Regions from separate parts of the Homo sapiens genome. Here region 2 is linked to region 1. Evidence: chromatin loops called from intact Hi-C (ENCODE). Cell type or tissue: IMR-90. All regions are shown on one strand. Each heading gives the region's core, and the rest is flanking DNA. Links, peaks and the distances in the headings are about the cores only.

Region 1 (7,994 bases), core at 3,039-5,538:
CAGCATAAATTCGTTAGAATCAGAGGAAGTCCTCAGACGTACCTCTTGAGAAAGCTGGCTGGCCTTGTTTGCGAGGAGAGGCTTGCTTCTTTCTCCCTGATCCCCCTGTGTCCCCGCGGAACTTCAGCTAGACTAACTTCAGCTGCCCCATCCCAGGTGAAGGAGGAGGAATTGGCTTAGTTTAAGAGCAAACTTAGTCTGCTGAAGTCATCCGTTCCTGTCAAGCTTCTCGCTGCTCTGCTCTGTACCTCACAGTAAGTAGGATAACTAGGGTTGTCCTCTTACAACAGCGAGAGTCTAATTCTTGTATCTATCACTTGCTCAATTCATTAGAATGGTCTAAGTGCAAAATCACAATCTAGACTTTTCCCTCGCTTTCACATCTGCCACATGACATATCCTGAGATCTTCAATTTATAATCCCTCGGTAAGACAAAAAAATCTGAATTTGAATATATTTCTAGCCTTATTACTTTACAGATATTACAAAAGACAATACAAGCTTTTTAGAGCAGGCTGATGCTACTTAAAGGTACTGTCCTAAAACAGACTCAGATTAGTGTAATGGATGTTGCTAGGGGATAGGAGCTGGGGAAAAGGGGAGATGTTTGGTCAAAGAGTGCAAACTTTCAGATAAGATGAGTATGTTCTGGGGATCTAATGTGTAGCATGGTGAATATGGTTAATATGGTCTAATGTGTAGCATGGTGAATATGGTTAATATGGTTAATAACACTGCACAGTCTACTTGAAAGAGAGTAGTTCTTAAGTGTTCTCACCACAAAAAAAAAAGGTTGACTCTTAGGTGACAGATGTGTTAACTAATTTGACTGTGGTAATCATTTCATCACATATACATATGTCAAGTAATCTCACTGTATATCTCAAATATATACAATTTTATTTGTCATTTTAGCTCAAAACTAGGGGAAAATAAAAAAATAAAATGGACTCAAATCTTGCTTATAAAAACTGAAAAAAATTGTTCTTCAGTGTGTTTGTAAGCAGATTTGGTAACTAAAGAAGGTTTCTAAATTATGCTTCAGTGTAAAATAAGCAGCTAAAATTAAGAAAGTCCCTTTGAAATCACTGAAAATAGCAGAGTCATTTGCCATATCCAAGTAGAACTGGAATGTAAAAAACAATTTCTGTCATATAAGCAAAAATGCATCAATGTACAAAAATGATTTTCTTTGTATCTGCCTTACAGAAGCAAGTGATTTCACTAGACACTTTAACTTTTTTTGAAAGTTAATTCAGAACTTGAATATTGTATTTGCCAAAATGATCTTGTAATAGTTCCATCAACTTCCCTCAAAAGCAGTACTGGTGCCAAAAAAGTTTATTTAATTGTTTTTAAAAAGGTACAAAGGGAGAAAATAAGGATTGTAGTGTGAAAAAAATAAAGTACAAGTCTAGCCACATTTTGAAAACATGGAAAAATATAAGATATGAAGGGTTTCTAAGAGATTCTAAGCTTCATGTGTTCATTTTAATAAATAATACCTTTCTCTATATGCCCAGGAGCAGGAAAGCTTTGGCATGCTTCTCAATTTGTAATCATTAATTCTAACCAAATTATAACAAGAAGTTTAAATTATTTCAACTAATAGATTCATAATTCAAATGGATTATGTACAATATATGTAAAAAAAAGAAAGCTCAGAAAAGTCCTCTGAAGGAATGAGCAGAAGATGATAGACGATTCTTGCATGTCTAACCAAAGGACCACTTAAAGAGACAGATCATCACCACAACACAGTCACAGTTCCTGTGCCATCCTGTGTGTAATCTAAGAGCACAAATTTCCAAGAGCTTGTCTCACTTGTATTTTCCTCCTAACTAAATATAAGAGGTTGTTAGACTCTGGATAATCCACAGGTAGCTGAAATTTATTTAAACAGAGTATAACATTTTCTTTCTCTCTCCATCATCACACAAACTACCACCTCCTCAAGTTTTCCTGGGGTCACCATGCTGGAGGTATTTGTATGTCCTATCAGTGATGCCTATGTCAAAACTATTTTTCTTTTAGAAAGCCTCTTGGATCCATCCCTGCTTAAACTATCCTCTGTCTACTCTTCCTTCTATAAAACAATTTTAACTACCATCAAATGAGTGTCAATACGTTATTTCTCTCATATCAGTTGTAATGTTTCATGCCATTCCATGCTGCTGAAATATCCTTACATCTTTATCTTTATAGCTCTTATATCTTACCTCTTCAAATCCAAAAGCTGATTCAGCTTTCTTAACTAACTCCTATCTGATTAGTCAGGTCATCAAACTTTAGCTTTCCGTCCCACATTCTACTCCAAACAACCTCTTGCATTTTCTGAATGTTAATGCCTTCAGTACAACACAACTTCATATTTAGTTAGAAAGTCTAAGTATGCTTTATGTTCTCAAGTAGACTTTTGTCATTTGTTAAGTGGTCACTGAATCCTAAGGAATATTTGAATCTTTTCAGTCCCTTGCAAATGTTTGTATGCATATAAAAGAGAAGGGGATAATATTGTAAAGCCCATTTCAGTGGCCACTTCCTACACAAAACCACTTTTCATTTCATCTTTCCCTCTAAAGAAACCTCACTGTCCCTTGACTACACCATCTTTTATGGGATCAATCACATCTGGCCTTAGAGTGAAGGAGGAAGCAAACATACTTCTGGACTCAAAAGAATGGTCTACCAGTTACCATGCTAGGAACTTGAACAAGCATGCACTCCATGGAGTGGGACCTCACTCCATGCCCTAATTTCCTCTTTTGCAAAATAGTAACAATGCTTTTCAGTTGTTTTAAGACTATGAAGTGTAAAAATTCTCTTTAAATGTTTAGAAAAACTAAAATCAGTTTTCTTTAAATCTGTGTTCCAGAAAAAAGTTTGAAAGATCACATATTTCACAAAGAAAGGCTCAAAAAGAAAGGAATTATATTTCCCACATATTTTATTTTGACAATTGATAAATTTAAAAAAATACAGACATAGTTCTGCTCAGGAACAACAGAAGAGACCAAATTTTGGTCATAAAGCTGTTGCTGCACACAGGTGTGTAAGAGGCACAAACAGCTATCCATCTTGGATATAAACGTGATTTCGAGAAGAAAAACACCACCTAATGGCTGCATCCTCCTACCCCAGAGGAGGAGAATATTGAGTTCGATAGAGGCCACTCCTGAGGAAGCATTTACAAGGGCGATGCCCCAAAGCTAACAATGACACTCTGCTTACTCTATCTGCAGTTTATCAAACATACAGGACCCAACAATCCTTACGAAGCTTGCCAAACAACGGAACTAATACACATTAGGTAACAGCATGAAAGTCCCTAACTTGGCATTAACAGCACAAAATGGATAGTAACCCAGGAGAGCATGCTGGATGACATGACCCAAATCAAAAGATGATGCTTTCCTTGGAAAGATAAAATGGAAAAACCAGCCAACTAACCAATAAAGGATTGCATTTTTTCTCAATTCTGAGATAAACAAAACAAAGATATAAATAAGCAGATAAGCTGATTAATAAGATTTACATCCACTCAACTTATACCTCAATTTGTAACTTCAACATTTTTTTATACATAAGAAAGTATGCCTTGGTCGAAGTACTGACAGCTTTGGTTTAAAGTAACACTGGCAGAATGAAAACACTCTCCAGATTTTTCTCCTGTTGGGACAAAGATACACATCATCTTGGGTATGGTAAAGAAAATATAACTAGTAGAATTAGGGTACGAAGACTATTTTTGTAACTAAAAGTCACCCATTCTAAAAGTTGTTTGGAAACCTCCCGAAAAAGAAAGTAAAAAGTAAATTCTGTAAAAATTCTAACAGAATACACTAGCCTTTAGAGAAAATAATAAGAAATAAATTTTACACATATTACAAAATTCTTTTAAAAAAACTGAAAAGATTCCATTGGTATATATTTCTAAAAGTCTGTGTTACATTCAAACACAAACAAGTTAAAGACCTTCACTTTAATTGGGGTGCTTCTTTCTTTAATAATGACTACAATTAATAACATATTTCCAAATTTTCTCAGAAAATCTAGTATTCTAACCTGTAAGATTAAATGTTATTACAAAATAGAGAAATTCAAAAGGTTGATATGCTTTTGCTTTTTGTATTTAGGTTTTCTTGTATAGGATAAATATGACTTCAGTGCTCACCACAAAATAGCTAAGATAACTCAAAGTTAATTAGAGCAATTATTATTTACTGAGTACCTACTAAAAGCAAAAAAACTGAAATATGTACAAAGATTTCAAGGCTAGTCTATAGCCCTTTTGACAAATAGGCTAACAAACAAAATTTACTTTTAAGCACACTTTCATGCTGTCCTTCTGTGAACTAAATAACCAATTAAGACAATTCAGTTTGGCATTTATCATATTACTGCTCTTGTTGAGACAAAGGTACACACTATCTCCACCTTGGAAAGGAAAGCATGACATCTAGTGGAACTCGGGTAATTATCTTACTTTTCCATACAAAGGTCCAATGTAGCACTAAACACAAATACTTCTCTTGAATCTAGGGAAAAAAAGACTTAAAACTGTAGCAAAAAGTATCAGTCTTTTGAGAAACTAGGAGATAGATTAAACATAATCTTTACATTATAATGTCTGTATAATTATTATTCTCATATTATTTTTGTTCCTGGAAACAGGTGTATCAAATCTTTCCCTTCCTGATATGTTGTATAATACACTAATTATTTCAAAAACACTTTAAAATTAAAAGTAACATTTCCCAGTTGAGAATAAATGATTCTGTATGTTTGTAAATAACTGAAACCTAGTATCAATCATTCCTTATAAATACTCAGTGTTTCAAACTTTTCTGCAAAAAAAGCAACTAATGCATGAATGAAAGGGGAAGGAAAGAAGGCATGCAAACAGGCATATATAAATTTCAGGTATTCCAGATAAACTTCTATGTGATGCAAGTATTTAGAAGTGTGTTTAAAGCTGTCAGCACCACACTAGAATCATTTGAATGTTCTTCATATTGCCCTGCCCTTAAGCACAATTTCAGGGTAATCAACCATTTTTAACATGTAGGATTTGTTCTCTTCTAATACTAACGAAAAACATATTTTCACACTTTCGTACTATCAAAAAAGGTAGGAAAGAGAGGTTGAAAATTCTCAACTAAAGGGATATTCAGTGTAGCTATACCGTAGCAAGACACACCCTGGTTCAAACTCCAGTTCTGCTACCTATAGCACTAATGATCACAAAGTTACTTTACTTCAGAGTGGCTTGCGCACACAGAAAAGCAAGATAAGTATCTATAATGTATGACTGATGTGCAGCTTGAATACAATAATTTAGCAAAATTCTGCAGAAAGCACTTCGAATAAATCATAGCTGTTATAACCTTACACTTTGTATTCTTAACTCTCCCACTAGGCAAACTCAAATTTTTTCAGAGATTCAAAATAAAGGACTTATGCATTCTTTGCAAGTACCGTTGTTTCTGAGGTGGAGAGAGAACTTGGATCTCGATCCTGACTTGTCCTAGATGGAGCCCTCCAAAACTTGAATGAGTCATCTAAACCTGCAACAACGAGAAAATTGTTAACATGGACACCCTCCTAGGAACTGTAACAATTAATTAAAAGGGTACGCATTACAGGAAACCAATTCAAAACTAAAGAAAGGAAAAAACTTATATGGATCTGGCTTCTGAGATAGACCACTATTTAAAAAAAAAAAAATCTAAGGAGAGTTTTTTTTTAATGTGCATAAGAATCACTGAGAGCTTGCTAAAGCAGCTGCTTCAGCCCCAGCCCCAGAGGCTCCAATACCCCAGGTCAGAGTGGAAGCCCTGAGTGTTCACTTCTAACAAGTTCACAGAAGATGCCAATGCTGTTAGTTTAAGGGCCATGCTCTAAGTAACTGATCCAGAGAAATCTAAACAATTAAGTGAGTCACTTTTCTAAGAGGGATATTTAAAATGTTCAAAACTTCATCAAATCTCATTTTCTTGATTCTTCCAAGAAGTAAACAGAAAAGTGAATCACACATTCACACTTAATAATTCGGGGATAAAGGAACTTCATGTCTTCAACTTACTCTTAAATGGCTCAAAAAGAGTATATATAGATCATACATATCCGTTTATTTATACACACATACACACACATGTGGCAAGATGTAAATACTGTAAAATGTTAACATTTGAGAATTCTTTTGTACTATTCCTGAAGCTTTTCTGTAAGTTTGAAACTATGGCAAGATTCTAAAAAATTATTATAAAAATGAATTTAAAAATAAAAGCTATTTATATTATTAAATTACTATTTATTACAAGATATAATTATTTTTATGTGCTCAGATCTTATACTTAGCAAATCTACAAGAACCTACAAACAAAAGGAATAAAAAGGTTTCAGGAAAATATTGTGACAAATAAGTAACATACTAAAATAAATAACTTTTTGATACATGAGCAAAATGAATTAGAAAATATAGTGGGAAAAAGTCTCATTCACAAGAAGGATAAAAAAACTGTACATTGCCTAGAAGTGAAAGTTCCAAAAAAGTTTGAGACGTTAACAGAGAAAGAAACTATAAAACTGTACTGATGGGCATAACTTATAAAGTATTAATAAGATGTCAAAAATAATTTCCATGAAGAATTTATAACATAGAAAAATGCTTGCAGAATATTTAGTGAAAGAAGGAAATACAAAAATGTACACAAGATATGAACATAATTACATAAAACAAACAAAGGCTATACAGAGAAAGAAGACGGGAAGAAAATACATCTCTCTGGGTGGTAGAACTGGAAATGAATGTTTTCCCTGTATACTTTCATTTTTCAAATTTTTAAAACAAATATATGTATTTTTAACAGTTTTTACAAGTTACATATTACAAAAATAAAAATACAAAGATATCGTACTTACCATTTAAATCATTGCTTTCTGAATTTCTATCAAAAGCAGAAAAATTCAAATCAAACATACACCGTCCTAGGTAACAATGCTTTACCATCTGATTCAAATGTTCATAAAAATGGCAGTGATATAAAAGAGCCTGAAGGGCAGGTTTTCCAATGAGCGATAGGCCAGAGTCCTCATCATGAACACAGGGACCCTGTAGGAAGAGAGGGAAAGAAGGAGGAGACACTGATTTATCCAACAATTTCCTTAAAAAGATCCATTGTCTCCTCTCGAGGAAACAAATGGGTCCCAGATGCTCCCATCTCCTTCCACTCTGCTTTTGTCCTTACACAGTTATAGCAGCCTGACCTAGGACAAATTATTCCATAATACTCTAGGTCTTTGCTGCCTAAACACCCCCGTGAAGGGACAAAGCTGATCTTTCTCTTGAGGGGCCATTTCATTTAAAATGTTTCTATGGAATGATCAGCTTTAACCAAGAAATCATATACTTGCACCAAAAACACAATAAAAGCAGTATTTTTCAACCTACATATAATAGTAAAATAATAGGTGTTAAAATATATGAAATAAGGTGGTCCATATATTATGTTCAGAATTATTTTTTATACCTATCACTAAGCCAGGTAAAATGAAAAGGTCCATCAATATCCATATGGCAAAATCTGTCACATTACTTCCCACTGAATTAATCCTGACAAGGAAAAAAAACACACACATGTATACATACACACACATGAACTGCCACCAGGAGGCTGAAAAGAATCTGCTATTACACAATTTTTCTCTTTGCATTTTTCCCAAACAATTTTTTGCATTGTGACTTACTACTTTTCCTGGAGTATCTAATAGCAAAAAGCAAGCAATGAGGATTGGTTTGAAGTTTGCAAATAATCCTACCATTAGTTTATAAATATTTCTATTTTCTGGGAAATGATAATAAAGTTAAGATTTCAAAACAGGCCATAAGAGAGAGAAAAATAAAAGATAGCAAACAGAAATCTAAGAGCCAACAGGAAAGATACGTTCAAAACATATTGCAAGTTGACCTTTAACCATAAGATTTGTATGT
Region 2 (7,994 bases), core at 3,454-5,953, 1.1 Mb before region 1:
GATAAAGATATACCTGAGACTGGGAAGAAAAAGACGTTTAATTGGACTTATAGCTCCATATGGCTGGGGAGGCCTCAGAATCATGGTGAGAGGTGAAAGGCACTTCTCACACTGCTATGAAGAAATACCTGAGACTGGGTAATTTATAAAAGAAAAAGATTTAATTGACTCAGTTCTGCATTGCTGGGGAGGCCTCAGGAAACTTACAATCATGGAGGAAGGCAAAGGAGAAGCAGGCACCTTTCTCACAGGGCAGCAGGACAGAGTAAATGCTGAGTGAAGGTGGAAACCGCTTATAAAATCATGAACTCACTCAGTATCACAAGGACCACATAGGGGAAACTGACCTCATGATTCAACCTGTTCTCCCTTTTGGCACGTGGGAATTATGGGGTTTATGAGGGTTATAATTCAAGATGAGATTCTGGGTGAGGACACAGCCAAACCATATCAGCAGGGCTGGTTTCCTTTTGCCAAGTTTCAAGCAGTGGTATATGGGCCAAAGATGGCTCCACATGCCAAAGGTGGCATAAGGGCTCCAAATGTTCTCCTCATCCAGAGATGAGATGTTGTAAAAGTGTCATGCCCTGGTCACCTTCACCTACTTAGTTATGAACAGGACTAGCTACTTCAGAGGTGCCCTCAGCAGTGATACACAGAAACGTTTAAGGCCTCTTCCAATATTCTAGCCTTAGTCCTTGATATGGTTTGGCTGTATCCCCACCCAAATCTCATCCTGAATTCCCACGTGTGGTGGGAGGGACCCAGTAGGAGGTAATTGAATCACGGAGGCAAGTCTTTCCTGTGCTGTTCTTATAATAGTGAATAAGTTTCATGAGATATGATGGTTTTTAAAAAGAGGAGTTTCCCCACACAAGCTCTCTCTCTTTGCCTGATTAACTGTATGTCTATGGTAGGCAGAATAATGGTTTCCAAAGCTATCCAAATTTTAGTCACTGGAACTGTCAGTGTGTTACTTATATGTCAAAAAGAGTTTTGCAGGTGGAAAGAAGGCTGCTAATCAGTTAACATCGCATATATAGATTACCCTACATTATCTCCATGGGGCCAGTGTAATCACAAGGGTCCTTAAATATAGAAAATTAAGGCAATCGAGTTGGCAGTAGAATAAGCAGGACTTGACCTGCCATTGCTGGCTTTGAAGATAGAGAAGCGAGCACAAGCCAAGGATTTCAGGCAGGCTCTAAGAGCAGAGAAAGGCCTCTGCTTGACAGCCAGCAAAGAAATGGGGAGCGTAATCCTACAAACACAAGGGACTAACTCTGCCACAGCTTGAATGATCAAAGAAGCAAATCTCCTGTAGAGCCTATTAAAATATTGCAATTGTAGCCACGTGAGAGCTATGTCAGGCTTCTGACCTCCAGAATTCCAAGATAATAAATTTGTATTGTTTAAACCATTGTTAGTCATAATTTGTTACAGCAACAACTAACACAACACCACTACTCTTGGGACTTGGATTTGATGCTCTGATAGGGACTGGGTCCGATTTCATTCAGTTTGTCTCATACAACACTTGATTAGTGCTATTATCAACAGAATTCTGATCAGCAGTATGAGGCCAATCAGCAATATTGATCTCAGCCATGCACACCAGAATCCTGCACTCAGCCTATTGAATAAGCCCCCAGAAGAAGTAGTGTGTCTTATTTCAGATAATCATTCATTTTCACTTCTCATCTTATGGCTCATATGCACTGCTCCACCTGAACAGTGTTAATTAAGACAGCAGAAATTGTTGATGACTACATATCTTTCTCCTTGTTGAGCCAAGATGTAGATTATGGGTTGTTAATTGCAACTCATACAAGAATTGCTGATATACGGCTTATGCTGTCTCAGAGGGGACACAGGTTACCCTAGTTTGGAAATTGTTGAACTTGTTTTGGATCAGTATTATGTTGATTTGTTTAGGCCTCAAGAACAGAATCACCACATATTTGCAGATTCAATAGCCATGCATACATAACTGAAGGCCAGTTGGGAGTCAGAAGCAGCACTTGAATTTTTATCAGTTCAAATGAAACAAGGTTGTCCAGTCTGTGCGTTTGTGCATGCACAAGACAAGTCTGCATTCATGAGCTGTGGTTGATGATAAAAGGCCCAGCAGGTCCAGCCATGCCTGCTGCTTGACTCAGGTGGATCTCTCTCCCCATGCCTTCTGAAGCCTCAGGTGTTCCCTCTTTAGTTGTTGCGGTTTCTTCTCTCCCAGGTTGCTACTCTGTTTTTATAAACCCATTCCTCACCTGTACCCAGAGATTTTGTCCAGGTGAGTCCGGTTTCATGGAGCAGGGACACAAATAAGGTTCCCATTGGGGGAAAGGATATTTATTGAGCACCTATTATAAGCCAGCTGCTCATACTTGCTATGTGGGTTTACCTTAACTATAATCTTGGGTATAAATTTTATTATTGATATTTTACAAACATGGAAGTTGCCAGAAAGGCTTAGTGACTTGCTCAAGTCTGACATTACTTAGCCTTCTGATCTCTGTTGCCTTTTTAGATGGCTTGCAATAAAAAAAATTCAATATATTACATTGAATGGGTCAATGTGATTCAAAAGCCCCTGTTTCCTCCTTTATATTATACTGCCTTCTACTCCAAAAAAGGACATGGAGAATCTCTGTTAAATGAAAACATATAAATATAAACATACAGAAACATACACATACAGTTTTTTTTTTACCATTCTGTCCTGTTTTAATAAAAACAGGGAATCATTTAGCAATTTATGTAACTCCCAAGAAAATTTTTCCAGGCACAAATATAGGTACTTAGTGTGTATACAAAAAATGTATATGAAATGTACATTTATTGTACACTACAGAAATCAGGCTATACAAAAATGTATATATGTATTTTTATATATTTGTAATAAAATACCTATGCAAACTATACAGTGTGTATGACACCAACATAATTATTTTACTGAAATCAATTTAATAAATAATATTATTATTTAATACTAAAATAACTGCCACGAATTGAGCACATAGTATGTGCAATGCCTTGTGCTATGTATGGTGTGAATATGACATCATAAAAAGTTAGCTGATAGGTATTTTATCACCCCCATTTTGTAGATGAGACACCTGAAATCCTATGAGAATATGTAACAAGAAGCAAGTATTCAAACACAGGTTCACACTAAAGAGTGAAGAAAAGCATTGTTTGAATATTGCCTTCCTGTGAGCCAGAAATTAAAGAGAGTTAGTGGCGACCTTGGTAACAGAATTGCATTAAGCTTGTTGTCTTTATATCACCTAGAAAACAACATCACACATGAGTAGTCACCAACACAGATCACATTCCATCTGAGACATGGTTAGCCTGCATTTGCAGCTAAGAGGTTCATAATAATGAATATATGGATCCTATGGGAAATGGTTTTAAATTACCAACTATGCAAGGGATCTGTGGCCATCATCAGCAAAACTTGCTGCTTGTCCCACAGCTATTATACTTTCCTGAAATGCCTGTTTCATTCTATGTTTATGGCTGTAAGTAGCATCATTAGCAACCAAGGAACTCTCGTAGGATTAAAGTTTCTGAACTGCCTATGTTACTACAATATGTCTTAAAACTTCTGATGCTGTGGTACAGTCTCTGCGTCTCAGCCCCCTTTTCCCTTCTTCCCCCCCAAAACTTATCAGATCTCTATTTTTAGGTACCCATTGGTTACATTTTCCTTATACACCTAATATGGTTAGGCTTTGTGTCCCCACCCACATCTCATCTTAAATTGTAATCCCCATAATCCCATGTGTCAAGGGAGAAACCAGGTGGAGGTAATTGAATCATGAGGGCAGTTTCCCCCATGCTGCTCTTGTGATAGTGGGTGAGTTCTCACGAGATCTGATGGTTTAATAAGGGGCTTTTCCCCCTACCTCCACCATACTTCTTCCTGCCACCTTGTGAAGACGGTGTCTTGCTTCCTCTCTGCCTTCTGCCATAATTGTAAGTTTCCTGAGGTCTCCCCAGCTATGCTGAACTGTGAGTCAATTAAACCTCTTTCCTTTATAAATTACCCAGTCTCAGGCAGTTCTTTATAACAGTATGAAAATGGACTAATAAACACCCATTTACACCCAGATTTGGTTGGATGTATCAACAAAAGTGCAACATTGAAATCCTCTGGATGCTCAGCTTTTCAGAAGAATTTCTATGTGAGGGGAGATAGGTAGTTCAGGGGACTTATCAATAGGCCTGAACAATTGTTCCCTGACATGGACTCCCACCGTCTGCACACAAGCCCATGCTGGTCCTCACTTCAAGGTTCTTGTTAAGCACTGAAGAAATAAATTATCCTCTTGATCCCTTTGAGATTAGCTGAGTTGTACAAACACTTATGCCAAATGCTTCTCAAATTTTAGTGGGTTACCAGAGTCCCAGGGGGCTAGTTAAAATACTGTTTACCAGTGCCCACCCCCAGATTTGCTGATTGGGCAAGTCTGTGACAGGCCTAAGTATCTGCATCTCTCACAAGTTCCCAGCTGACACTAATGCTGCTGGCCAACAAACCACACCTTAGGGGCTACTGCTATGCACTAAGGCACTCAGAAAGGATGCATGGAAGAACCAATGTTCTCAAAAACGACAGCCCTCCAATTATGCTATGGAAAAGCATTCTACCAGGTCTTCCTATCCTACCACCATCTACAACTTCTCTGACAAAATGTATTACAAAATATATAGAAATATGTATAAAACTATTCTTCGTTAGTTCTCAAACCTAGCTTCATATTAGTATCAGTTGGAGAGATGATTCAGAAATACTCAGTCAGATACCACTCCCCAGAGTCTGATAAATCAATCTGGCTTGCTGTGATGGTATCAGCACCTTTTTTGGTGACTCCTGTTTCCAGGTGATTCAAATATACAGACGGGGCTAGAACCACAGCACACCCAAAAGGGGAGGCCTGAGTCTGTTCATTACTTTTCTCTCCTTGTCATGTCCTCCACTGAGGGGTAGGGGGTGACATCAGATTAGAAAAAGGAAGCACCAAGTCAGCAAATTAGTTTTGCCTTTCCTTTTCTCAGTTTCTATTTATGACATTTTGGCCACAAAGCCTGCTTTGTGGTAGCAACACCTCTTTATTCTTATTTTAGGAGTACCTACTATGGGTCAATGCTTTAAGCTATAACATAAGTTGTTTCATTTTGTACTTATAGGTGGTTACTAATTCAGATGAGCAGTATTAATTTTTTAAAAGTGGAAGATGTTATTTTCAGCCAGTAGATGTTTGGGAAGATATCAGCTGTTTTATAAGGGTACATGCCAATGATGATTCTGCCTGATGAATCATCAAAAAGCCCCCTGATGAACATTCAGTCATTAACACCAATACAATAGACAGTTCTAATAAGCAGTTATTTTGAGGAGTATATTATCAATATATATCTCTGAGACATTTTTTAAAGAAAACAATAAAACAACCTCTTACTTGACACTTTTGTTTTTTATAAACAAATCAAGACAAATATTCTGATCAATATTTATACATTTTGGAGTTTTCTCCACCAGGGATAATAAATTAGCAAAATATTAAAAATTGGAATTAGGATGAAAACAAAGGAAGCCAAGATGGATAGATAATGGCTTTTGCTAACATGCAGTAGGAAAGTTAATGGAATATTTCATGATTCTTTCTTAAATATTTGATGTAATAGTGTAACAATAAATATTTTTCAATATGCAAGAACAAGAAAAGTTTTGCAACTTGAAAGTATTTAGAAATATTTATACATTCTATCTGTAACTAAGATTTAATCAAATATAGTTTAATCAAATATAATCTCAATATTTATAATTTTTTAATGACTACTTCTGCCTTTAAAAAAGCTAAATTGTCTATTATGTTTTTGCAGAAGCATTGATGAATCAGTTTATGAAATAAAATACCTATAATGATTTTTAAAAATCCATTAGAGTTGAAATTTTCTATTATCTTTTTTCATTGACTTAGTATGTACTCTTATAATTTTATAAAAAGGTATTTTATAGGAGGCAGAAGCTAAATGGAATATAATTCTCTTTTAGAAACACCTGCAATAGACATAATTGTTCAATTGACTTGAAGTTAAGGGATGTCTGATTGTTATTTCACGTATATTAAAAGTCATGAATGACAGTGACATTAAGCTATCTCCAAAGTCACTATTGCCATTATATCCACAAATGATTTTTATTATTAAAGTTCATTATGTAATGAATATCTTTGTGTCACTGCCCTTTTTGTAACGTATATTTGTGAAGTTAGAATTCACTTTTGAAATGGTTTTCCTTCCAGGGTGTGTTCACATTTGATTTATGTTCATCATCATTCTTTATGGAATATATTGATTTAATGAAGCACCATATAGATGATTTGTTTCTAAATAAAGATTTACAAATGTTTACCCTAAGCACTAAATGGGAAAATCAGGTATACGTTAATTAGGATAGATAAAAATGTTAGCTGATTAGATTTTTACAAGTCAGATAATATTCTTTAGTCAATATCTTATACAAAGCCTATACGATAAATGAGCCAAAAGTTAGTTTGTTTGAAACTTTGATTGTGAATTCTACCTGGAAATATTTGAGTCTGTGGTAAATGGAGTAAGCATGTGTAACGGAAAGTAGTTATGGTGCAGGAGAAAGACTGTGAGCTTCAGAGTCAGATGTAGATGTAGATGGGCTCCATAATCTGGAAATAATTTTTAACCTCATTAAGTTCCAGAATTTTTTAAATTAAATGTCCTCATAAGAATATTGTAAAAATTGAATAAGATCATGCATATAACACATTCATAATGCTCGACATATGAAAGTCATCTTCAATTAAGCATTTATCCATTTATTCAACAAATATCTTGTGAGCAGCTACAATGCAAGGGCAATCTGGTAGATAGAGGATACCATTTTAATCAGATAAATTTAGTTTCTGTCCCGTAGAGTGTAGACCTAACAGTCAATAGTTTTTACCTCCCCTGTTTTCTGTCTTCATACGCTGTTCTGTTTTATTCATTATATGACATTATATTGGGTAGAAATTTCCCTACCTGGGAAGACGCCAAATAATTCCTAGAAATGACATTGATTGATTTAAATTTCAACAATTATGCATGATATAATATTGATAGTTAATAGCCCATAAGTTAACTAGGCTTTTTTGAAAATCAAATAGTAGCTAATACTTTCCCCACTTCTGGGGATATAATACTAACCAAGACAGAAATTACCCAATGCACTGTGAAGTTCATTGGAGAAGAGGGGTCTTACATATTGCAGATAGTTGAGTGACCAGTATCTAGGGAGAGAAAGGAGGGAGAGCTGCTTGTGTAACTAGGTATAAGTGGTGCTTTTTACAGAGGTAAATGAGATTGGTACACTGAAAGAGCAATGGATTTTTTACAGGGAGTGTTTGTTTTGGTGGAAACATCTATTCAGTCATCTTCAGATGGGTCTGATTTGAAGCACACAAAACGTTTAACTTACAGACACTGGGCAGTTAGATGATAGTCAAGCACTTGAAGTTGGGATTTGGTATGAATTTGGACTCCATCTGTTAGAGGTGTGAACTTGAGCTCCTCTCTTTTCTAAGCCTCATTTTCCTCATTTGTAAAGTGGTGATTATACTGTATTCAAAGGATTAATAGATAAATTAGTGAAAGCTCTTAATCTCAATATTGGCTCACACTAAGAACTCAACACATTTCAGTTATTAAGTTACGGTTTCGAGTACTATACGGATCAGGACATTGGAGACATCGCCTGGATTATCAGCATGGATTTCAGAATCCTAGACCCACAGGTGGCAAACAATCTTATGGGAAGGCAAAAGGCTATTGACAGTGAAGGAAGAACAAATACGAGACTCATCCTTATCCCTAGAAATTACAGTTGATAATTAGAGAGGCAGAGCTGGCAAACGAAGCTGAGGAGGATCATCAAAAGGAAAAGGAGAAAAGCAGAAGAATGGGATAAG

Evidence for each region. A loop is a pair of places that touch in the nucleus more often than their neighbours do. Peaks named below come from ENCODE experiments on the same cell type or tissue, not always from the same donor. Only the 100,000 strongest peaks of a DNase experiment are listed, where the experiment ranks them.
Region 2: a loop joins it to region 1, with 4 times the contacts of the local background. A loop is called at or near these places in 13 of 110 quality-filtered maps.

The regions. Positions count from the first base shown.
Region 1 is chr18:70,068,427-70,076,420 of GRCh38, forward strand. It overlaps RTTN (rotatin), which reads right to left. Exons shown (of 49, transcript NM_173630.4): 33 at 6,926-7,115; 34 at 5,480-5,568. Among named protein-coding and RNA genes, the nearest start is that of CD226, 120 kb to the left of the region's middle. RefSeq lists a silencer at 4,227-4,521. In IMR-90, for the core only: a CTCF peak has its summit at 4,456; no DNase peak of the experiment used is centred there.
Region 2 is chr18:68,920,472-68,928,465 of GRCh38, forward strand. All of the region lies in intron 6 of CCDC102B (coiled-coil domain containing 102B), which reads left to right. Among named protein-coding and RNA genes, the nearest start is that of CCDC102B, 130 kb to the left of the region's middle. In IMR-90, for the core only: a CTCF peak has its summit at 4,992; no DNase peak of the experiment used is centred there.